Regions from separate parts of the Mus musculus genome. Here all the other regions are linked to region 2. Evidence: chromatin contacts called from ENCODE POLR2A ChIA-PET data. All regions are on one chromosome and are shown on one strand. Each heading gives the region's core, a stretch centred on a gene start or an enhancer-like site at or near the end of the contact. The rest is flanking DNA. Distances are from core to core; before and after follow the strand shown. Region 1 holds the start of Tuba1a (tubulin, alpha 1A). Region 2 holds the start of Prkag1 (protein kinase, AMP-activated, gamma 1 non-catalytic subunit). Region 3 holds the start of Arf3 (ADP-ribosylation factor 3).

Region 1 (3,216 bases), core at 16-2,515, 120 kb before region 2:
TCAGGGAACTACATAAAACTGCAGCAGGGCTGGCACTGCACAGTTGTCTGGGGATGAAAACATCACAAAATGGTTTCCTTTTATATTATAAAACGCTCCTCTTTTTAATTTGGCATCTCAGTTATTTTTTACTTGATATCACCCCTCCCCCTCCAAAAAAAAAAAAAAGACTGGAGAAATACAAGCCCACACAAAGAGCTAGTTTTTAAACTCAATTCTTTCTCCTTACAGTTTCTGAATTCCATATTAGAAAGGATGGCTCATTTCTAGGGACAAAATAACACAGGCTCTGGGGTGAGGTAGGGTGGGGTAGGGGGGCGGGCACGGAGGGGTGATGGGAGAGAATTACAGCTAAAGAAAGAAAGCTCTCTAGTATTAAGTACTACTTTGTATATTATTTCTCTCTTCTCTTCTTTCTTTCTTTCTTTCTTTCTTTCTTTCTTTCTTTCTTTTTCTTTTGGTTTTTGAGACAGGATATCACACTATATATCCAGGGTGGGCACAAATTAGCTGCAATCCCCGGCTTCCCAGTGCTGGGATACACAGGAATAAACCACTAAGGCCAGTTAAGATGACCTTGAGCTGCAAGTCTTCCTGCCTCTGACTCCCAGGTGCTGTTGAGGTCACAGGCGTGGTCTACTCGTACTGACTTTTGCTCAAATAATAATAAAGAATAACAATAATACAATAACTATGAAACTAAACATTCAGCCACGCCTTTTTGACCACCCCCGTATCTTCTGCTACTTTTTAAAGCAAATAGAGATGTTGAATTCTGACAGAACGTAATTAAATTCAGTATATTAAAAATGAAAAGCTGGAATTTTCCAAAAAGATTCTAAACATAAATTCTGTGATTAAGTGTTGGGAAAAACCTTAGATGATTTTTAAATACAGTTTAAGGTTTAAACTACGTATAATCATCCAACCCCAGTTTTCTTTCTTCCCTTTCCACCCCTCCCCAACTCCACCCCATAATGGATGCTCGGCTAGCTGCCTTTGCACGGCCTTTGTCTGAAGGATGCAAAGTCTACGGATGCTAGGGGGAAGGGGTGGGGGAGAGATTACCTCATACCATGTCGCTTGCACCAATCACCACTCTCCTGTCGCGGCTTCTCTGGGCAGACAGAGGGGTCTGGACCAACAGGAAAAGGCCCTGGCCCATCCCCATGGTGACAGAGCTGTATATAAGGAGCCGCATCCGCCCAAGTGCCGCAGGTTCTCTTACATCGACCGCCTAAGAGTCGCGCTGTAAGAAGCAACACCTCCTCCTCGCCTCCGCCATCCACCCGGCAGCCGCGAAGCAGCAACCATGGTGAGCAAGCCTTCCCCGGCTCTCGGTAGATAGAGGGTGGGTGTCAGTCGCCCCAGATCTGCAAGGAAACGTCTAAGGCTTTGGTCACCTCTGCGGGGAAAGGGTGGTCTCCATGCTTTAAGTTTATCTTAGTCTTTGAGTCCCGCCGCCGCAGTGCGGGACACGGAAACGCCCAGACCGGGAAGAACAAAGGCAGCGCCGATGAGCTAGCGCTGGCAGAGCCAGGGACTGCAGGGGACCACGGGGACCGCCGGGGACGGGTGGGGGATCGAGGGTCCGCTGCTGTAGGAGGGCAGGGGCGGCGGCCGAGCCCGAACTCCAGAAACACCGCCCCACTTCGCTAGGAAAATGTTTAGTTTGCGTCGGATCCATGGCAGCCGCTGTCAGGGAGGCGCAGGGGCGGGGTTGTTTGTCTCTTGCTTCCGTGGCGTTTTGGGAGGGGTTGGTTCTCACTAAGCCTCTTCCGAGCGGTTTTTTTTTTTTTAATTATTTTTATTTTTACTTTAAAAAAAATCGTTGTGGAACTGTAGTCATGGGATGTTTCGTCTGCAGGGCTGTCAAAAATACGATTTGCTTAACGGGGACATCTCGCTGAGGGGGGAGGGGAGCTGGATGGTTGGGGAATGACAAAGCCCACTTTGTGAATCCTAGAGTACGCTGATGGTCAGAACCCAGGGAAACGCCCTTCCCCGCCCCCCACCCCCGCAGACAATGAAAGTAGTCCCTCCACAACAGACGTGTATCTCTATAGAATGAAATATTAGTGGTATGTAGAGATTCATAGGATAAAAATATTATTTTCTACTTTTAAATTTAGCTATCTTTTCACTTGTTTTTTTAAAAAATGTTGGCGCTCATTGTTTCTAACTTAGCCTGCTTTAAGAATATTTCCATTCCATACAGTGGAAAACCTTCAAAAAACAATGGATTTTCTGCAAAGAAAAAAATTATACTCTGCACCCAACCATCTTTTGTTCTAATAAATGTGCACTAATTCATTAATTCAGGCTAATGGCCCCAGCCAGGGTTAGGAGGGACCATGAAAGCAGCACAAAGAGATCGCATAGACAGCTGCTGGAAATAGAGCTTTCTCTGTTAAATAATGTAACAGCACAGGCTAGCACCAGGCACAGAGAACGTGGCAATGCAGAAATCAGACTTTGTCTAGCTTGTCGACTAGCCAAAGTACTGATGGGGTCTGTCTGCAGAAGGGTGTGGCTCCTGGCCTCAGCCGCACTGCAGATGTCAGTGTTGAAATAGAAGGTCCTATAGTGTGAGACTCTTTATTATGTAGCCTAGCCAGAGTACTGATGGGGTCCACAGAAGGGTGTGGCTGTTGGCCCCAGCCGCACTGCAGATGTCCATGATGAAATACCAGGTCCTATAGGATGAAAACTTCATCCTTACTTATCGGGTAAAGAAGCAATTAGTATTATTATGGATAATTATTTTGTTTTACAGAATCTATGCTTTAAATATTTTTCAAATATGAAAGCTGTTCTATTCAAGCAAGGCTTTGGAAACAATGGGTTTGCACCATGTCTTAAGCAGTATTAAGGTGACATCTAGGCCACACCCACTTTTGGTGTTTGTAGTGAGTACTCCTCATTGTTCCTGTTATTAGGGATGTGACTCCAAATAAATTTCAACAATATTTCTATTTTTAGAAACACTTTAGAAATCTATTAAGATCTAAAATAGAAATACAGCTTAATATTATAACAGCTTAATTTTATAATTTTTTTCCCTCTTTCCACAGCGTGAGTGCATCTCCATCCATGTTGGCCAGGCTGGTGTCCAGATCGGCAATGCCTGCTGGGAGCTCTACTGCCTGGAACATGGCATCCAGCCTGATGGCCAGATGCCAAGTGACAAGACCATTGGGGGAGGAGATGACTCCT
Region 2 (3,411 bases), core at 143-2,642:
GGTGCCCTTATCTTCCTTTCCCTTCCTTTCCCCCCCCAAGCTTGTGCTGCAGACGAACCTCTTCCTGCGGGTAGCGGTAGGGTAGAGGGTGTGTGAGGCCTCAGACCCCTCTCTGGTGGAGCGAGGGGATGAAATGACGCTTCTATGCAGTTCTCTCCTAGGGGCTGTGGGCAGAGGGCATTTTGTAATTACTATTTTCAAGAATCAGATTATCTGGATTGTAGAGATGGGCTGGATGGTGGCAAATGGGCAGGCCTGCTGGAGGGGTAGGGCGGTTGCTGTTGTGATTTTAGGTTTTTGTTTTGTTTTAAATTTGGGGGATTGTGGATTGATGGGGGTAGGGAGATTTTTGGGTTTTTTTTTTTTTTTTTTTTTTTTTTCTGGCCTTTTTTTTTTCTTTTCTTTTCTTTTTTTTTTTTTTAAAGCTGCTTCCTCAACTGTTTCAAGCTGCAAATGTTTGAGAATAACAACTCCCCCACACTCCCACGGAAACCATTGTAATTAGACTAGACAGTGGGAACCTGGGCTTGCTGTCCCCAAAGCCACAGAGCTGAACGGTCTAGGCATTAGGTGGGGGAGATGGTCTCCTGTGAGTCAGGCTCTGGTTGGGGTTTGGGCCCTAGAACTGGGAAAGGAGAAGGGGCAGACTTTGTAAGCATATGCTAGGTATCCGATAGTCCTGTAGAATTTAGTGAAGAAACCTTATACAGTTTTTAATTTTTATATAAACTATAACTCAGACCCACGCTACAAGGTTGGAATTTTGGTTGTTGTTGGTTTTTTTTTTTTTTTTAAAGTACCCTGCCTGTATAATTGCATCAGAATCCCACCCCCAACCCCGCCCCCTGTGTTTGTATTTTGGGTTGGTTTACACTTGCACTCAATTTTCAGTTTCTCCCTTTTTACCTTCTACCTTCACCTCCAGGACCCTCCCCCTTTAAAAAAAAATAAATCGCTGACAAGTGTGAACCCGTGAAGAACTTTCTTTTGTGTTGTGTGTATCCTGTACAGCAAGGTTGGTCCTTCGTGACAACGGATGAAATGGTTCCCTTTTTTAAAGCGCTCTCTCTTCCTCCACCCCCAGCGCCCCTGTCCTTGGCATGTTTTGTATCAGCGATCATTCTGAACTGTACATAATTTATGTTGCGAGAGGCAAAGGGCAAGTTTTGGATTTTGCTTCTTCAAAGTTTGTTTTTAAACGATAAATAAAAAAAGAACATTTTAAATACAAGTGCCTCTGTCCCATGACCCTCGCCGTTGGCCAGATCTTAAGGTCCTGGAGAGCTGGGAGAGGAAGGTTACCCAATAAACCAGGCTCAGCCACCGCCGGAAGGGTGGGTTCCCCGCCTTCCGCCCTGCGGCTGGGGTCTGACGTAGGCGGAAGTGGTGCGCGGCACCGGATGTGGGGCGGGGTCTGGCGCCAGGGAGCTTTCCAAGCTGAGGAACTGGCGGGCGCTAGCAATGGAGTCGGTGAGTGGCGCAGGAGGGCGGCGGGGGGCGCTGTGGAGCCGGAGACCCCCCGCTAGGAGCCGGGGAAGGCCGGCCCGGCTTGGCGCTGGAGTCCGGGACTCCCCTTCCTCTGCTCGGGTGGGCGCCTCTCCTAGGTCTGGGCCACACCCGTGCCCGCCCGCCCGCCCGCCCGCCAGGGGTCCGCGGTACCCTGAGAGATAGGGAGCGGGTTGTGAGCTTGGAGCCCCCTGCCCATGAGTGCCTCAAGTCCTTTCCGAAGTTTGCATGAGAGCGGGGTTGTGATCCCGCGTATTAGGTGAGCGAGCCCGGCTTGCAGGGAGCTCCAGGACCCCGTTTGTGCGATTGCTTAAGCAATTGTTGGCATCCTGCGAGGTTCCATTCCTTTACTAAGCCCGAGAATTGAATTTTCCGCGAAGGAAGGAATCCAGGAGGCCACTGTGTCCCCTGGACAAGTTTAGGTCGTGTCCTGATCAGTGACGCTGTGCATGCGTGTTGACAGCTCGTTCTTGGCGAGCACCGTCGGCTCGGCTCTTTACAGATGCGGTAGGTTTATCTGCTACTTACTTGTTTGACCGACCTCATTCGCAGGAGCTTTCTCTGCCACTCCGAAGGCCCTCCCATCGACTTCCTGCTCCGTAGTTTTTAACCGAGTATCTTCTGAGGGCAGCTTGGGGTTTGTCTTCCCCCACCATATATCCATGTAATACTTGCAGGTTCGCTCTTCTTAGAATTGCGTTTTCTTTGAGTCAGTTACTTGGCCTGGAGTAAATTCTCTCCCCCTCCCCCCCCCCCCGCCCCTTTGTGTGCAGAGGAATAGTGTAACTTAGTTTATAAAGAAGGAAGGATAAAGTGGTAAAATGGTATGCAGGTGGTCCTCTAACCAAGGATTTTGTTTTTCTACAGAGAAAGCATTCTCAGCAAAAGTAGTTTGATTACATTAAATTTAAAACAACACGTTTCTAACTTGTAAATGTATTATTTACATTATAAGTGAACTGTGAGTATATAGTTCTAAAGCAACTTTTCTCTATATTTACGAATTTAGCCCTTTGCTTTATATATACTGGAGTACAGAGAGACAGAGATGAGAGGTACCGGGAAGGCTGTTAGTTAAGGTAGACTGTAGTAAGTACTGTCCTTAGGGCTTTTTTTTTTTCCCCTCCCCTGAGACAGGGTTTCTCTGGGTAGCCCTGGCAGCTGTCCTGGAACTCACTCTGTAGACCAGGCTGGCCTCAGAACTCAGAAATCCGCCTGCCTCTGCCTTCAAGTGCTGGGATTAAAGGTGTCCTTAGGATACAGACACCTGACTAAAGGAAGGAGAAATTACAGTGAGCCTAGGAGCAGAGTTCAGCCCATGGCTCAGTAGTGTTGAAACTAGATTTTGATGATAGTGTAAGAAAAGGTGGCTAAAACCAAGTTGGAAGTCTCTCTCTCTCTCTCTCTCTCTCTCTCTCTCTCTGAGACAGGGTCTCAGTAGGTAGCTCAGATGGTCTGCACAGTGTGGCTATGAGCCATCACTCGCTTGGGCTGTGGGCTTTTATAGTAAGGGGGCCAGTGGGAGATTTATGAGCAAGGCAGGCGGTGTGCTTGAGAATATTCTTAACAGCTTTCTGTGAATAGACGAAACCACTTCAGAAAGGAAGTTTTGTTTTGTTTGGTTTTTCTTTTATTTTGAAGTGTAAGAGAGAGAGAGATAGACAGAGACAAAGAGTGAGTGAGAGTTGGAGTGGGGAGGTGCATGGAAGGAATGCAGAGGCAAAGGACCATTTTCTGGAGTTGTTTTCTTTCTACCCTAATGTAGATTTGGGGATCAAACACAGGTCACCTGGCGTATGGGGTAAGCTCTTTTACTCACTGAACCACCTTCCAGGCCTTGGGAGGTATTTTCTCCAAATGAGCTACTTTGGCTAGAGAACCTGATCAAAGTCTAAAGCAAGGAGG
Region 3 (3,459 bases), core at 885-3,384, 68 kb after region 2:
AACTATCACTCAAAGAAAATGTCCCCCAGGCCTGCTTCCAGCCCGAGCTGATAGAGCAAGACATTTTCTTAATTGAGGTTCTCTCTTCCTGCAGGACTCTGTAACCGGAGTCCAGCTGACATAAAACTACCTAGCACAGTAACTATATTTTGGGGAGTCTCTTGCCTTTAAGAACCCAGGATATGGGCTAGGGAGATAGTTCAGCCATTAAAAGTACTAGCAAGACAAGCTTGGCCCGAGCTTGTTCCCCAGAGCCTGTTGTAATAGGTGGAGGGCGATCAGGCTCTTACTGACCTCTCTTGCCTAGAGGACCTGGCTCCCAGCACCACGTGGAACAACTGCTTGTAACTTTGTCTCCAGAGAATGTTACATTTTTTTCTCCCTGTAGTAGATATCCACACTTACAGGCACCTACTCACACACAGAGACGTATGTGCGTAGGTACAGTTAAAAATAAATCCATTTGGCTGGATGTGTGACAAATACCTTTAATCTAAGCACTCAGGAGGCAGAGGCAGGCAGATCGTATTTGAGTTCAATGCCAACTTGGTCTATAAAGTGAATTCCAGGCCAGGTGGGGCTACATAGTGAGCCCCTGTCTCAAACACAACAATAACAAATATATATATTTTAAAGCTGAATGCCTGTGGTGTAATGAAAGCATTCCTAAAGTAAGATGGGGGATGATGCCAGGAGAATCACACAGAGCTAGCCTAGAGTGTGCACTGCAGCAGCAGAAACCAGAGATCCTGGCCCAACGAGGGAAAAAAGTCAAGAACAGCGACTCCCAAAAGGTGTCCTCTCTAACCTCCACATCTTGCTAGAGCACAAGTGCACCCGCAATCTCTCATACAAGCACACACACACAGAGTTAATAAATGGAGGGAAAAACGAGCAAAAACCAGAGCTTAACAAAGGCTCTCAACAGCATTGAGTCCTGAGTGGGGACAAATATAATTCTCTTCGTTATAAGCAAGTTCCTTGCTGTCCATCTCTTCGTTAACCATCTCTGGCTGTTCTGGAGCCTGCTCTGTAAATCAGACTGACCTTTAACTCACAGACATCCACCTGCCTCTGCACCCTAGTCTCCAGTGCTGGGATTAAAAGCTTGTGCCACCACCGCCCCCAGCCAGTCCTGTAATTTTTGAGGTAAACAAGAGAAGACAAACTGGTATAAAGGTATAAACCAGAGACAGATGTGACAAGAGATAGATTCTGTTCCCAGCCTATGTTTTGGAGGGAGAGAAGAGTTATAACGCTGCACCAAGCTCTTATACTTGATGCATTTAAAGAACGCAGTGGGGGCTGGTGAGATGGCTCAGTGGGTAAGAGCACCCGTTTCTGGCGAGGACCCTTCTAGCTCAGATTCTAACATAGCTTGTGGCTAGAGTCTCAGGCAGTGTCTCCATCATGTCAAAAGATGAGTGTCAGGGAAGGAAGGCGGGGTCCTGGGTGCGCTTTCCTGGGGATACTAAAATCCAGACTCATCTAGAGAGACTTCATGAGAGCCGCCTCTGAGTTTCTGCCCTCTGCCTTTCAGCCTCAACCTCCTAGACGACCCCATCCAGATGTTTCCTCTAGTATCTGGAATGCATCGTTCTTTCTCCTCTTCCTTTATGGGAAAGGATCTCAGAGAAAGCATCCTTAGGAACTAGGGAGCAGAGCGGATTAGCAGGTGGGGTGCGAGTGATGCGCTGTTTATTTGGAATAAGACTGGACTAGAGCAGGATACAGCAACCGTTTTCATCCTCCATGCTCCACATGGGCTCTGCTTAAGAAACCCCGGAGACTCCCTGGTCCGAGCCCTGTGGCCAGCGCAGCCAGGATGTGGCAAGGTCCCGGAGCTCGCTCTGCTCGGGAGCCTCACCTCAGTGCCCACAGCCCCCTCTACACGCCGTGCCTTCCGATCCTCCAGCCCCCACACAGGCCCCCGCCTAGGCTCAGCTTCAGCACCGGCTGCTTTTGCTGCAGCCGCTGCCATGGTGATGGGTCTCGCGAGAACTGCCGCTCGCTACCGCGCACTTCTCGCGCGATCGTGGAGGTGGGAAGTAGCCCGGGCTGGGGGTGGGTGTTCGCCGCACAGCTCCTGTCGCCGTCGCGGCTTCCGGTGCTAGGTGGAGGGCGGGCAGGAGGGAGCCGGGGAGCGGGCCAGCGGACCATCTTCACCGCGGTCGGGTCGGCTTGCGGAGCGGGAGGCAGCGGCCGGAGAGCCGGGCGGAACCTGCGGGGGCGGAGGCGGCGGTGGCAGCCGCGGCGCAGGGAGCAGGAACAGGTTCGGAGCTGGGGAGGGAAGGCGGGTCCGGGCAGGGAAGAGGCTGGGTCCGGGTGGGAGCCCGAGGCCCCCGGCCGCGGTCCGGCTCGCACCGTCTGGGCGAGGTGCTGGTGTGGGGGGTGATCCTCGCTGAGCTTGGGGACCCCAGCCCCACTCCTGTCCCCGCAGCCGAAGGACGCCGAGCTGGGGTGGGGGCGGGGGGCGCACACGGATTTGTCCTCCGCCTCCCCCGAGGGTGCGACCTGGGCTGCAGAGGTGAGCTTGGGAGGGTTGGGGACGAGGGGGAGGCAGGCTGACCTGTGGGAGGGGGACGCGGGGGCGGTGTGGCTGTTTGGCTCTCTTTTCCTTGGGTTTAAAGGGCTGCGAGGAACGCTGCCTTTTCTCTCTCCCTCCCCCGCCCGAGCTGTGGGGGAACCAAAGAAAAGCCGTGCCGTGCCGTGGTTATTCTCCTCCCTCACCCAGCGCGAGGCGTGGGGGGCCGGGGCTTAGTATCAGGGCCTACTGGTGGGGCTCGGCTGGCTGCGCACGGTCCTCACGGAGGTGGCGCTCTGCTCTGGGGTGTTGGGAAGAGGGCAGCAGGTGGGGAGAGGGTGGAGAGGAGGCTGGAGACGGGGGAGGGGGACCTGAGCTAGCTCGGAGGAGAGAGGTGGGGCCTTCCTCCCCCAGGCGGAGCGGGGGCGGTGTCACCGAAGGAGGGAGCAGCTTGTCACTGGCCCTGAGTTTGTGTCTTCCAATCCGCTTTCTTTCTCTAGGAAGTACCAGGATTCCCGGAACAGAAAATGAAGCCTTTGCTTAGCATGCCAGTCCTTTTTGAAGGAAGGAGGGGGAGGTGGGGAGGTGAAGTTCCCTGTTAAAACCTCAGGGTCCTTTAGTTAAGTCGTAACTCTTTGGAGAGACTTGTTTTTTTTTTTGGGGGGGGGGGAGAGGGTCTCTGGGCCAGGAAGAATGTAGTGGAGGGTTATGTATGTGGTCAGGACTAAGAAGAAAATAGTGAGGTCATTAGGGAGACGGGTAATGTAAAACCCGTCTCTGCCACTGTTGCATTGGGTCACCCTTGGGTCCATGGCATGAAAGTTTTATTGGGAGGAGATCTGCTGCAGGAGTCTGATTGCTTGAGTCATTGCAACAGGATAGAATCTAGTCTCTGCATACCTCCATCTGTGACCCCAGGCAGGGGGATAGGGAAC

The links. ChIA-PET counts read pairs that join two places held with the same protein, here RNA polymerase II (POLR2A).
Region 1: POLR2A ChIA-PET joins it to region 2 with 14 read pairs in Patski. The contact joins the promoter of Tuba1a here to the promoter of Prkag1 in region 2. POLR2A ChIA-PET finds 5 or more read pairs at or near these places in 4 of 5 experiments (Patski and embryonic stem cell).
Region 3: POLR2A ChIA-PET joins it to region 2 with 21 read pairs in Patski. The contact joins the promoter of Arf3 here to the promoter of Prkag1 in region 2. POLR2A ChIA-PET finds 5 or more read pairs at or near these places in 3 of 5 experiments (Patski and embryonic stem cell).

Annotation. Positions count from the first base shown.
Region 1 is chr15:98,951,550-98,954,765 of GRCm38, reverse strand. It overlaps Tuba1a (tubulin, alpha 1A), which reads left to right and starts at 1,265. Exons shown (of 4, transcript NM_011653.2): 1 at 1,265-1,315; 2 at 3,075-3,216. The coding sequence starts at 1,313.
Region 2 is chr15:98,829,489-98,832,899 of GRCm38, reverse strand. It overlaps Prkag1 (protein kinase, AMP-activated, gamma 1 non-catalytic subunit), which reads left to right and starts at 1,392. Exons shown (of 12, transcript NM_016781.2): 1 at 1,392-1,470. The coding sequence starts at 1,462. It overlaps Kmt2d (lysine (K)-specific methyltransferase 2D), which reads left to right. Exons shown (of 55, transcript NM_001033276.3): 55 at 1-1,231.
Region 3 is chr15:98,761,793-98,765,251 of GRCm38, reverse strand. Arf3 (ADP-ribosylation factor 3) reads left to right here and starts at 2,134. Exons shown (of 5, transcript NM_007478.3): 1 at 2,134-2,272. LOC115488470 reads left to right here and starts at 3,206. Exons shown (of 1, transcript XM_030248862.1): 1 at 3,206-3,459. The coding sequence starts at 3,340.